Regions from separate parts of the Homo sapiens genome. Here region 1 is linked to region 2. The links are chromatin contacts, found by Hi-C or POLR2A ChIA-PET in ENCODE. All regions are on one chromosome and are shown on one strand. Each heading gives the region's core, a stretch centred on a gene start or an enhancer-like site at or near the end of the contact. The rest is flanking DNA. Distances are from core to core; before and after follow the strand shown. Region 1 overlaps USP34 (ubiquitin specific peptidase 34). Region 2 has its middle 130 kb from the start of XPO1.

What was found. A loop is a pair of places that touch in the nucleus more often than their neighbours do. ChIA-PET counts read pairs that join two places held with the same protein, here RNA polymerase II (POLR2A). Pooled maps may share reads with other maps.
Region 1: a loop to region 2 is called in a map of naive thymus-derived CD4-positive, alpha-beta T cell, with 2.2 times the contacts of the local background. The contact joins two enhancer-like sites. A Hi-C loop is called at or near these places in 3 of 168 maps with a recorded cell type or tissue (CD4-positive, alpha-beta T cell, Calu3 and naive thymus-derived CD4-positive, alpha-beta T cell), 1 of 37 single-sample maps with no recorded cell type and 5 of 50 pooled maps. POLR2A ChIA-PET finds 5 or more read pairs at or near these places in 1 of 52 experiments (naive thymus-derived CD8-positive, alpha-beta T cell).

The regions. Positions count from the first base shown.
Region 1 is chr2:61,424,538-61,429,451 of GRCh38, forward strand. The region is part of intron 1 of USP34 (ubiquitin specific peptidase 34); the gene reads right to left. Among named protein-coding and RNA genes, the nearest start is that of SNORA70B, 9.6 kb to the left of the region's middle. RefSeq lists enhancers at 635-1,312, 1,313-1,990, 1,991-2,668. Within about 2 kb of position 1,939, at least 10 of the 41 ENCODE cell types and tissues checked have a DNase peak (open chromatin) inside an H3K27ac peak, as active enhancers do.
Region 2 is chr2:61,667,965-61,673,214 of GRCh38, forward strand. No RefSeq gene overlaps it. Among named protein-coding and RNA genes, the nearest start is that of XPO1, 130 kb to the left of the region's middle. RefSeq lists an enhancer at 3,030-3,269. Within about 2 kb of position 3,612, at least 26 of the 41 ENCODE cell types and tissues checked have a DNase peak (open chromatin) inside an H3K27ac peak, as active enhancers do.

The sequences.
Region 1 (4,914 bases), core at 689-3,188, 250 kb before region 2:
ACGAGAATGTTAACATTTCTAACACTACTCAACTATATACATAAAAAATGATCAAGAAAAGAAATGTTTCGCTCATGTCTGTAATCCCAACACTTTGCGAGGCCAAGGCAAGAGGATCACTTGAGCCCAAGAGTTCAACACCAGCCCAGGCAACATGGCGAGACCCCCTCTCTATTTAAGAAAAAAAGACCAACAGTAAATTTTATGTTCTATATTTTTTTTTACCACAATTAAAAATTTTTGCAATTATTTTTTAAAGGAGTTCAGGAAATCCAAACTGTAGTTTAATGGAAGCCACTGAATTTTTTTTGAGAGGGAGTCTCACTCTGTCCGCCAGGGTAGAGTGCAATGGTGCAATATCGGCTCACTGCAACCTCCGCCTCCCAGGTTCAAGTGATTCTCCTGCTGAGTAGCTGGAATTACAGGCATGTACCACCACGCCCGGCTAATTTTTGTATTTTTAGTAGAGACAGGGTTTCACCACGTTGGCCAGGCTGGTCTCAAACTCCTGACCTCATGATCCACCTGCCTTGGCCTCCTGGGATTACAGGTGTGGCCCACTGCGCCCAGCTGCCACTGATTTTTTAGACTGAAAACAGGTGGGAGGCAGAGCAAGCATAGAAGGCTCCACTGATCATGCCCATGCCCCCGCCAACAAGGATACCAAATTAAGATCTACATAGAAAAAACACCTTCATAAAAAACAAAAATCAGGTGAGTACTCATAGTACCTGGTTTTAACTGAAACACCTTCATAAAAAACAAAAATCAGGTGAGTACTCATAGTACCTGGTTTTAACTGCGTATCACTGAAGGGAGAAACAACAGTCCTCAATTAGCAACTACGCACACTTCCTGTTCCCCCAGCCAGCAGCAAAAGGCCTGGTGCCTAGAGCCTCTCGGTGCTGAGGGAGGGACAACACAGCAACTGCAAGCCACTGAACTCAGTGCTGTCCTGTGAGAGCAGAAAAGAAAACCAGATCAAACCCAGGTGACTCCCACCCAGGGAGGGAGCATTTAAACCAGCCCTAAAGCGGAGGGCAACTGCCGATCCCAGGAGTCCCAACTTGAGTTCCCACCAGCCTCACCATGGAGGGCTACAGCACTCCATGTTTCCAAGTAAACTTTTTGGCAGTCTGAGCCGTAAGGACTACAACTCTTAACCGATTCTTAGTAATGAATGAACTGGGCACCAAGACAGTAGAGGTGGTGGGAAGGGGGACAGGAAGCAGGGAATGAGACATACTGAGACACCAGGCGGGGCAGCCAATGGAGTGCTGGCATCACCCCTTCCCCTCGACAGGCTGCACAGCTCAGGGCTCCAAGAAAGATGCCTTCCTTCTGTTTGAGGAGAGAAGGAAGAGTGGGGGGGACTCTCTTGCATCTTGGATACCAGCTCAGCCACAGCAAGACAGGGCACCGCTCAGAGTCATGAGGTCCCCTGTTCAGGGCCCTAACTCCCAGACATTTCTACACACACCCTGGGCCAGAAGACAGGAGCTGACAGCATTCATCACCTAACTGAGGAGCCCTTGGGCCCTGAATAACCAGTAGCGATATCCAAGTACTACATTGAGGGCCTCAGTTGAGCCTCTGAGACTTGCTGGCTTCAGTGAGATTCAGCACATTACCAGCTGTGGTGGCTATGGGGCAAAACTCCTACTTGAGAAAAGCTGAGGGAAAGAGTAAAGAGAACTTTGTCTTACAGCTTAGGTACCAGCACAAACACAGCAGGGTAGAGCACCAGTTGATTCTTGGGTGTCCCTAATTCTAAGACCTGACTCTTAAATGGCATTTCTGGACCTGCCCTGGGCCACAGGGGAGCCCACTGCCCTGAAGGGTGAGTCCCAGGTAACAGAGCGTTCATGACAAGCTGACTTCAGAGACACTGGGCCTTAGAGAAACATCGGTGAGTCTGGCAGTACCCCTTGTGGCCTGGGGGTGGCGGTGGCTACGAGGTGAGGTGGAAATGGGAAAAAGAGTGAGAAGTACCAGTCCTGTGGTTTGAATGCCAGCTCAGCCACAATACAAAAAGTATTGCTCTAGTATCTTAACTCCCAGACAACACTTCTGGACCCACCTGGGGTCTAGAGATCTTGCTGCCCTGAAGGAAGGATGCAGGTCTGGCTGGCTTTGCCAACTGCTGATTGCACAGCACCAGGGCCTTCAGCAAACATGGGAGGTAGCCAGAGTGCAGTTACAGCAGGCCTTGGGTGAGACCCAGCATAGTCCTAATTTCAAGACTGACCCAGCACAGTCATGGTGGCCACAGGGGTGCTTGTGTCACTCACTCCAACCCCAGCTTTAGGTGGCTCAGGACAGCGAGACCGTGTGTTTGGGAGAAAGTAAGGAAAGAGAACAAGAGTCTCCACCTGGTAATCCACAAATTATCCAGATCTTGTCCAAATCCATCAAGGTGGTACCTGTATGAGTCTGCAAGAACCACAGAATTACTGGGCTTGGGGTACCCCTAAAGCAGATACAGCTTAGATCACAATACCCAAGTTTTTTTCTTTTTGACATGGAGTTGCCCAGGCTGGAGTGCAGTGGCACGATCTCGGCTTACTGCAAGCTCTGCCTCCCAGGTTCACACCATTCTCCTGCCTCAGCCTCCCGAGTAGCTGGGACTACAGGTGCCCGCCACCACGCCCGGCTAATTTTTTTGTATTTTTAGTAGAGACAGGGTTTCACCATGTTAGCCAGGATAGTCTCGATCTCCTGACCTCGTGATCCACCCGCCTTGGCCTCCCAAAGTGCTGGGATTACAGGCATGAGCCACCGTGCCCGGCCCCAAGTTCTTTCAAATATCTAGAAAGCCTTCCCAAGAAGGACAGCTTCAAATAAGGCCAGACAGTGAAGACTACAATAAATACCTAACTCTTCAATGCCACTCAAGAACATCTACTAGCATCAACGCCATCCAGGAAAACATGACCTCACCAAATGAACTAAATAAGGCATCAGGGACCAATCCTGGAGAAACAGAGATATGTGACCTTTCAGATAAGGAATTCAAAATAGCCGTGTTGAGGAAACTCAAAGAAATTCAAGATAACACAGAAGGAATACAGAATTCTATCAGATAACTTTAACAAAGATTAAAACATGTAAGAAGACTCCAGCAGAAATTCTGGAGCTGAAAAACGCAATTGGCATACTAAAGAATGTATTAGTCTTTTGCAGCAGAATTGATGGCAGAGAAGTAAGAATTAGTGAGTTCAAACACAGACTATTTGAAAACACCCAAGTCAGGAGAAAAAAGAAAACGGAATTTCTAAAAATGAAGCATGCCTACGGGATCTAGAAAATAGCCTCAAAAGGGCAAATCTAAAGAGTTTTTGGTGGCCAGGCACAGTGGCTCACACCTGTAATCCCAGCACTTTGGATGGCTGAGGGAGGCAGATCACCTGAAGTCAGGAGTTTGAGACCAGCCTGGCCAACATGGTGAAACCCCGTCTCTACTAAAAACACAAAAAAACTAGCCGGGCATGGTGGCGTGTGCCTGTAGTCCCAGCTACTTGGGAGGCTGAGGCAGAAGAATCGCTTGAACCCGGGAGGCAGGGGTTGCAGTGAACCAAGATTGCGCCACTGCCCTCCAGCCTGAGCAACAAGAGCAAAACTCCGTCACAAAAAAAAAAAAAAAACTTCCAAATCTTAAACAAAGGCAAAAATGTTATTTCTGAGTATGAGTTTCTAATGATTCTCAAAAAAAAAAAAAAAAAGTGATCACCTTTGCAAATGTTAAATCAGTCATTGAAAACTGGTTAACAAAGGGAGAAATCAGCCATTCATCCTGACTTTCACGTAGAAATAGCAAATAAAAGTAATGAAACAGGTAATAAAAGCAAGTTTCTCCTGATACAGATAGTCCACCTAATCAAAGAAAAAAGTGACAGGATTAGTTTTGTAGCTGTTAATGTAATAAAAGCCTTAGGCAATGGCTGCTTGCTAACTATGACATTAAGTGGCACTCCAACCAACCCCATGGAAGAACACAACACAACCTATAAAACAGTCTTGCCAAGAAATTTAACCTGAATCTGATCAAGCCTCTAGATCTAGCAATAAAAGTATGGAAATACAAAAGACAAAGCATAATAATTACACAAGGATAAAATCTGCAAAATCCAGATGGGAAATCGTATGCACTAAGCAAGCCACGGAACGAGCAGTTTCTGCAACAAATAAAAAGAAAGAGGGGAACCTAGAAATTACAACAGACTTAGGAAAAAAATTAGCTATGCCGATTCAGAGGTAACTCCTAGGAAGTGAGGTTTGAAAATAAAGAGAGAAAAGAATTATGTATTGAAACAGTAACAATAACCAACAGAGATATCAATGGCTACAAACTACAGGGCAGCCAGAATTCACAGAATTAGTCCACACAGGTAGCCAACAAACAAAACACAAAGAGCAAAACAAAATAATAACTTTACTCACACTAGAAACAAACCAAATTTCCATTAGAGTGGATTGAGTTTAAAAATAAAAAAAATAAAATAAATAAAAAGGATGCGCTTTGGGAAGAAAAGGAGGGAGGATTGCTTAAGGCTAGGAGTTCTAGACCAGCCTGGGCAACAGTACAAGACACTATCTCTACTAAACAAATTTTAAAATTAGCTAGGTTTGGCCAGGCACAGTGGCTCACGCCTGTAATCCCAGCACTTTGGGAGGCCGAGGCAGGCGGATCACGAGGTCAGGAGATCGAGACCATCCTGGCTAACAAGGTGAAACCCCGTCTCTACTAAAAATACAAAAATTAAGCCAGGCATGGTGGTGGGCACCTGTAGTCCCAGCTACTTGGGAGGCTGAGGCAGGAGAATGGCATGAACCCAGGAGGCAGACCTTGCAGTGAGCCAAGATTGCACCACTGCACTCCAGCCTGGGCAACAGAGCGAGACTCCGTCTCAAAAA
Region 2 (5,250 bases), core at 2,362-4,861:
CAATCTTTCAATCTGGATTTCTGTCCTGTTGTCCTACCACCTTAGCAAATTGATCCCAATTTTCCTTTTTGCCTTGTCATCTGTGTTCTGCATACTCCTTTTTATATAGCTTGCATTCATTAACATAGAATTTTGTATTCTGCTTTTTCATGTGCATTTACTTCATTCATATTTTCCCACAGATGACACGATGGCCATAAATTAGTAATCCTGACAAGTTAATATACCACAATCTACTTAACTGCCTCCCAACTATGGAATATTTAGGCTTTTTGCTTTTTATCCTTATTATACTTAACACTACAATGACCAAATCGGTGTACATAGTTTCATTCTTCTGTTGAATTAATTCTTAAATATCCAAGAGTAGGATTGCTGAGTTCAAGCGTATAAACACTTTCATGGTTTTTGACAGAAAAGTGAATAATTTTTACATTTGAACATTTGGAAAAAGTTTGTTTAGATGTCAAGTGTAGAGAAACTCTCAGTGTTTGTTTGTTTGTTTTAACAGGTCTTGCTCTGTCACCTAGGCTGGAGTGCAGTGATGTGATGATAGCTTGCTGCAGTCTTGAACTGCTGGGCTCAGGGGATCCTCCTGGTGCAGCCTCCCAAGTAGCTGGGACAACAGATGCGTGCCATCACACCAGGCTTGTTTTTGTTTTTGTTTTTGTTTTAAATTATTTGTAAGACAGAGTCTTGCTATGTTGGCCAGGTTGGCCTTGAACTCTTGGTCTTAAGGAATCCTCCCACCTTAGCCTCCCAAAGTGCTGGGATTATAGGCATGAGCCATCGTGCCTGGCCAGAACTCTGCGTTTAAAGTTGAGAGCCTTGGGTCATGCCCTCCTGCCCTGCTTTCAGCCCTGGAGTAATTGCTGCTGTTGCTCATCCAGAACATGCATCCAGGTGAGAAGAAGCATCTGAGGGCCATGGTAACTGCTGTACTGAATTTTTGCTTTGCTCAGGAGTGGAGATCCAGAGTTTGGTGTCGGGCTTTCACAAAGGAAAGGGAGGTAGGGAGGGGCCAGATGCACCAGAAGGGGGTTTCAAAATACCAAGTTCTCCCTATCCACAGCCAGACTCAGAATCTCATGAAGGTGAGTAACCCCTCCACAAGGGATTGTGGTAACAAGTCTCTAATAACTCTTATTATAGCTTCCCATCACACCTTGGATTTTTCCTTCATAGCACTTATTATTGCAAATTATTTTTTTATTTTTTTTTTTTTTGAGACGGAGTCTCGCTCTGTCACCCAGGCTGGAGTGCAGTGGCACGATCTTGGCTCACTGTAAGCTCTGCCTCCCCGGTTCATGCCATTCTCCTGCCTCAGCCTCCCAAGTAGCTGGGACTACAGGCGTCCGCCACCGTGCCCAGCTAATTTTTTTTTGGTATTTTTAGTACAGACTGAGTTTCATCGTGTTAGTCATAATGGTCCCAATCTCCTGACCTCGTGATCCACCCGCCTCGGCCTCCCAAAGTGCTGGGATTACAGGCATGAGCCACCGCGCCCGGCCAATAATGAATTCTTAAGAGGGTGTTAATTTAAGGATTACTTCAGCAGAAGGCAAAAGCTATCCACATTATATTGTCTGTAAGCTCCCTGAGAGCAGGGATTCGTGTCCTTTTTGTTCACCCCTGCATCCAAAGTACCTAAAAAGGGCTCGATACATAGTAGGCACTGAACAAATATTTGTTGGAATGAAGAAATAAGTGAATTAACATAATAAAAGGAATGAGATTAACTATTAGTAGCTGGGACCACAGGCACACACCACCATGCCTGGCTAGTTTTTGTATTTTTAGTAGAGATGGGGTTTTACCATGTTGCCCAGGTTGGTCTCAAACTCCTGAGTTCAAGCGATCTGCCCACCTCAGCCTCTCAAAGTGCTGGGATTACAGGTGTGAGCCACCACGCCCGGCCTTAAAATTCTTAAGGAAGTTTATTTGTGAGCATTTCCCCAATGCTGATATATATTGATGTTAAATCAGCCTTTTGCATATTTTATAATAAAAGACTAACATATCCAAATAAAAAGATTAATTCACAGAGACTTTTTCTGACTGTGTAAGTGAGAAATTATTCTGGCGTTTAGTCAGCCAGATTAGAAAGAGCTCTAGATTAGGAGTCTAGATTAGCTGAGATACCTAGTTCTTATTCCAGCGCTGCTCTCAAACAACCTGCTAGATCGTTAGGAGCCTTTCTGAGCCTCTGGGACTTCTTTTTTTTTTTTGAGATGGAGTTTTGCTTTTGTCGCCCAGGCTGGAGTGCAGTGGCGCCATCTTGGCTCACTGCAACCTCCAACTACCAGGTTCAAGTGATTCTCCTGCCTCAGCCTCCTGAGTAGCTGTGATTACAGGCTCTCACCACCATGCCTGGATAATTTTTTTGTATTTTTAGTAGAGACAGGGTTTCACCATGTTGGCCAGGCTTGTCTCGAACTCCTGACCTCAGGTGATCCACCTGCCTCGGCCTCTCAAACTATTGGGATTACAGGTGTGAGCCACCACGCCCAGCCAACCTCTGGGACTCCTTATATTGGGCGAGAAGATTGAATTTAAAAGACTACTAATAATTGCTACTAGTGGGATAGCCAGTGGTGCTTTTGTGAAAGCACATTTAGTATCTAAGAATGGCATAAGTAGCTGTGAACATGAAGAACTGGTTAATACATTCATTGCTGTGGCTAGTACAGTCTTGAGATCATTACAGGGAAGTGGATGCTAAAATACAAAGTTCACATTTCATGAACTTGAATCATGATTGCTCTTTGGCTGAGCAATTCAAAAGGCTCTCTCAGAACAGGTTCAGTAAAGCCCACTTATATTTAATGCTGCTGGAGAAGAAAAGTGAAATGTCATGAAAGATATACTGAAATTAACCCAAGGCAGACCCTTTGCTATTTGCAGGTCTATAGTAGGACCATTTTACTTACTAGCTTTGTTCTGTGACCTTATAAGTGTCTCTTGAGCTTCCAGCACTCGATTTTTCCCTCAGATACATTTCCCCTGTACTGCTTATCTTGTAAAATTAACTACTGTGTAACAGATGTATGAGCCAAAGCTAATTTTATGAGAAACTTGAGTGAAAGGAAATCAATCTTTCAAGGTCCCTGAAGTCCTAAGATCATAAAGAAAAGGCTAAAGAAGTAGTTTCTGGCTTTTTGCTTTTGATTTCCTTCTTAGTTTCAGTTTTCTTTTTCTGAATCTCTCTCCCCAGATCTTCCCTGGCATATATAGATGCTCATAAACAAAACAATGACAAACACTGGGCTGTTAGAAAGGTCACAGCCCTGGCTGCCAAAAGACACAGTCAGGCTTGCTTGTTAGTGGAAATTTACAAATGATAATGCGCTGCCACTTTTGCTTTAAGAGCTACTCCCACTTGGGGACCTGAAACTGTAGTCTCCAACACAGCAAAAATTGACTAATTATTTGATTTACCGGGAGGAGCCCTACTGATCAAGTTCATTTACAGTTATTAGTTCATTCTACACACTGTCACAGTTTACTTTTGGCAACCACAGAAACTTAGTACTTTCAAGTGGCAAAAATTATATTATTGTTGAGTTACAAAATCATGGGCTATCCCCATTACCGTAAACCTAATCTTAACTCATGCTGAAGTTTAAAATTCTAAATTGTTTTCAGTTTTCCTCCTGGTTATGAGATTTTGTGTGTGTATGTGTTATGTAAAACACAAATCTAATGACTGTTTTGAAAAGATCTAGGCAAAGGGTCATGACAACAATTCAGCTATTTAGCACAACTCTCTGTAAACAAATCACCAGAGAAAGGCTTAAAGTGAAGTAATAATTCCGGCTCATTGTCAGTGAATAAACACCAGACAGCTATAGACATGTTTAATGCATTCCTGCACTCTCTTCAAATACAAATTAATACAAAATAGCATTTTGTGACTTGAAGTAATTGCCCACATGGCTGAGCTGTGTATCTCCAGGAGCTGAATAATTTAAGCGTGGATTTATGTATGGAACATGCAATGCTCTGAATAAATATTTTGAAATGAACATTTATTTCACAGAAGAGGCAAGGAAAGTGGAGAATAAATGCTGGCAAGGGAGACACTAGACACAAGTGACAATAGTGCAAGCCAAACTGTGCTCTGCTAGAGGTGTAAACAAACTACCGCCTCAGCACCAAGGAGGGACAATTTAATTCAGATGGGAGCACAAGCATCCCAGAGAAAGGGAAGTCATGCCTGGGCTTCCCGGGAAGATGAGTATTATTTTGATTAATACAGGAGGAGGGAAGACATTCCAGTGAGAGGAATGGTGGAGGGAGTGAAATAGAACGAAAAGCATCACCTAGGATAATTCTGGGTGAGGGAAGGGTGGATGGGAATGGTAGAGGTGAAATTGTGGGGCTAGGGGCTCATTTTGAAGAGCCTTGAATGTTGTCCTAAAAAGCATGAATCCATTAAAGAAAAAAAATTTTCTTGATGACATTTTTGTATCATTTTTTAAATTGAAAAATAAATAAGGCTGGGTGCAGTGGCTCATGCCTGCAATCCCAGCACTTTGGGAGGCCGAGGCGGGCAGATCATTTGAGGCCAGGAGTTCAAGACCAGCCTGGGCAACATAGCGAAACCCCATCTCTACCAAAAATGCAAAAAAATTAGCCAGACATGGTGGCACACACCTGTAATCCCAGCTACTCGGGAGGCTGAGGCAGGAGACTAACTTGAGCCTGGGAGGCAGAGGTTGCAGTGAGACGAGATCTTGCCACTGCACTCCAGAATGGGCGACAGAGTGAGACTCCGTCTCAAAATAATAATAATAATAATGATGATAAGAATAATCATAAACATAAACATTTAAATACTATGAAAAGTAGTGAAAAATACTCGGAGAAGTAAAAAGTTAGTTTTTTTTTCTTTTTCTGTCTTTATTTTTTATTTTTGCCTTACAGATTTCTAGGAATATAAAAAAGTTTTTTATATAATAATTCCAGGCCCGGCGCAGTGGCTCATGCCTGTAATCCTAGCACTTTGGGAGGCTGAGGTCAGGAGTTCAAGACCAGCCTGGCCAACATGGGGAAACTCTGTCTCTACTAAAAATACAAAAATTAGCCAGGCATGGTGGCAGGCGCCTGTAAACCCAGCTACTCGGGAGGCTGAGGCAGGAGAATTGCTTGAACTTACAAAAAATACAAAAATTAGCCGGGCATGGTGGCACACACCTATAATCCCAGCTACTTGGGAGGCTGAGGCACAAGAATTGCTTGAGCCTGGGA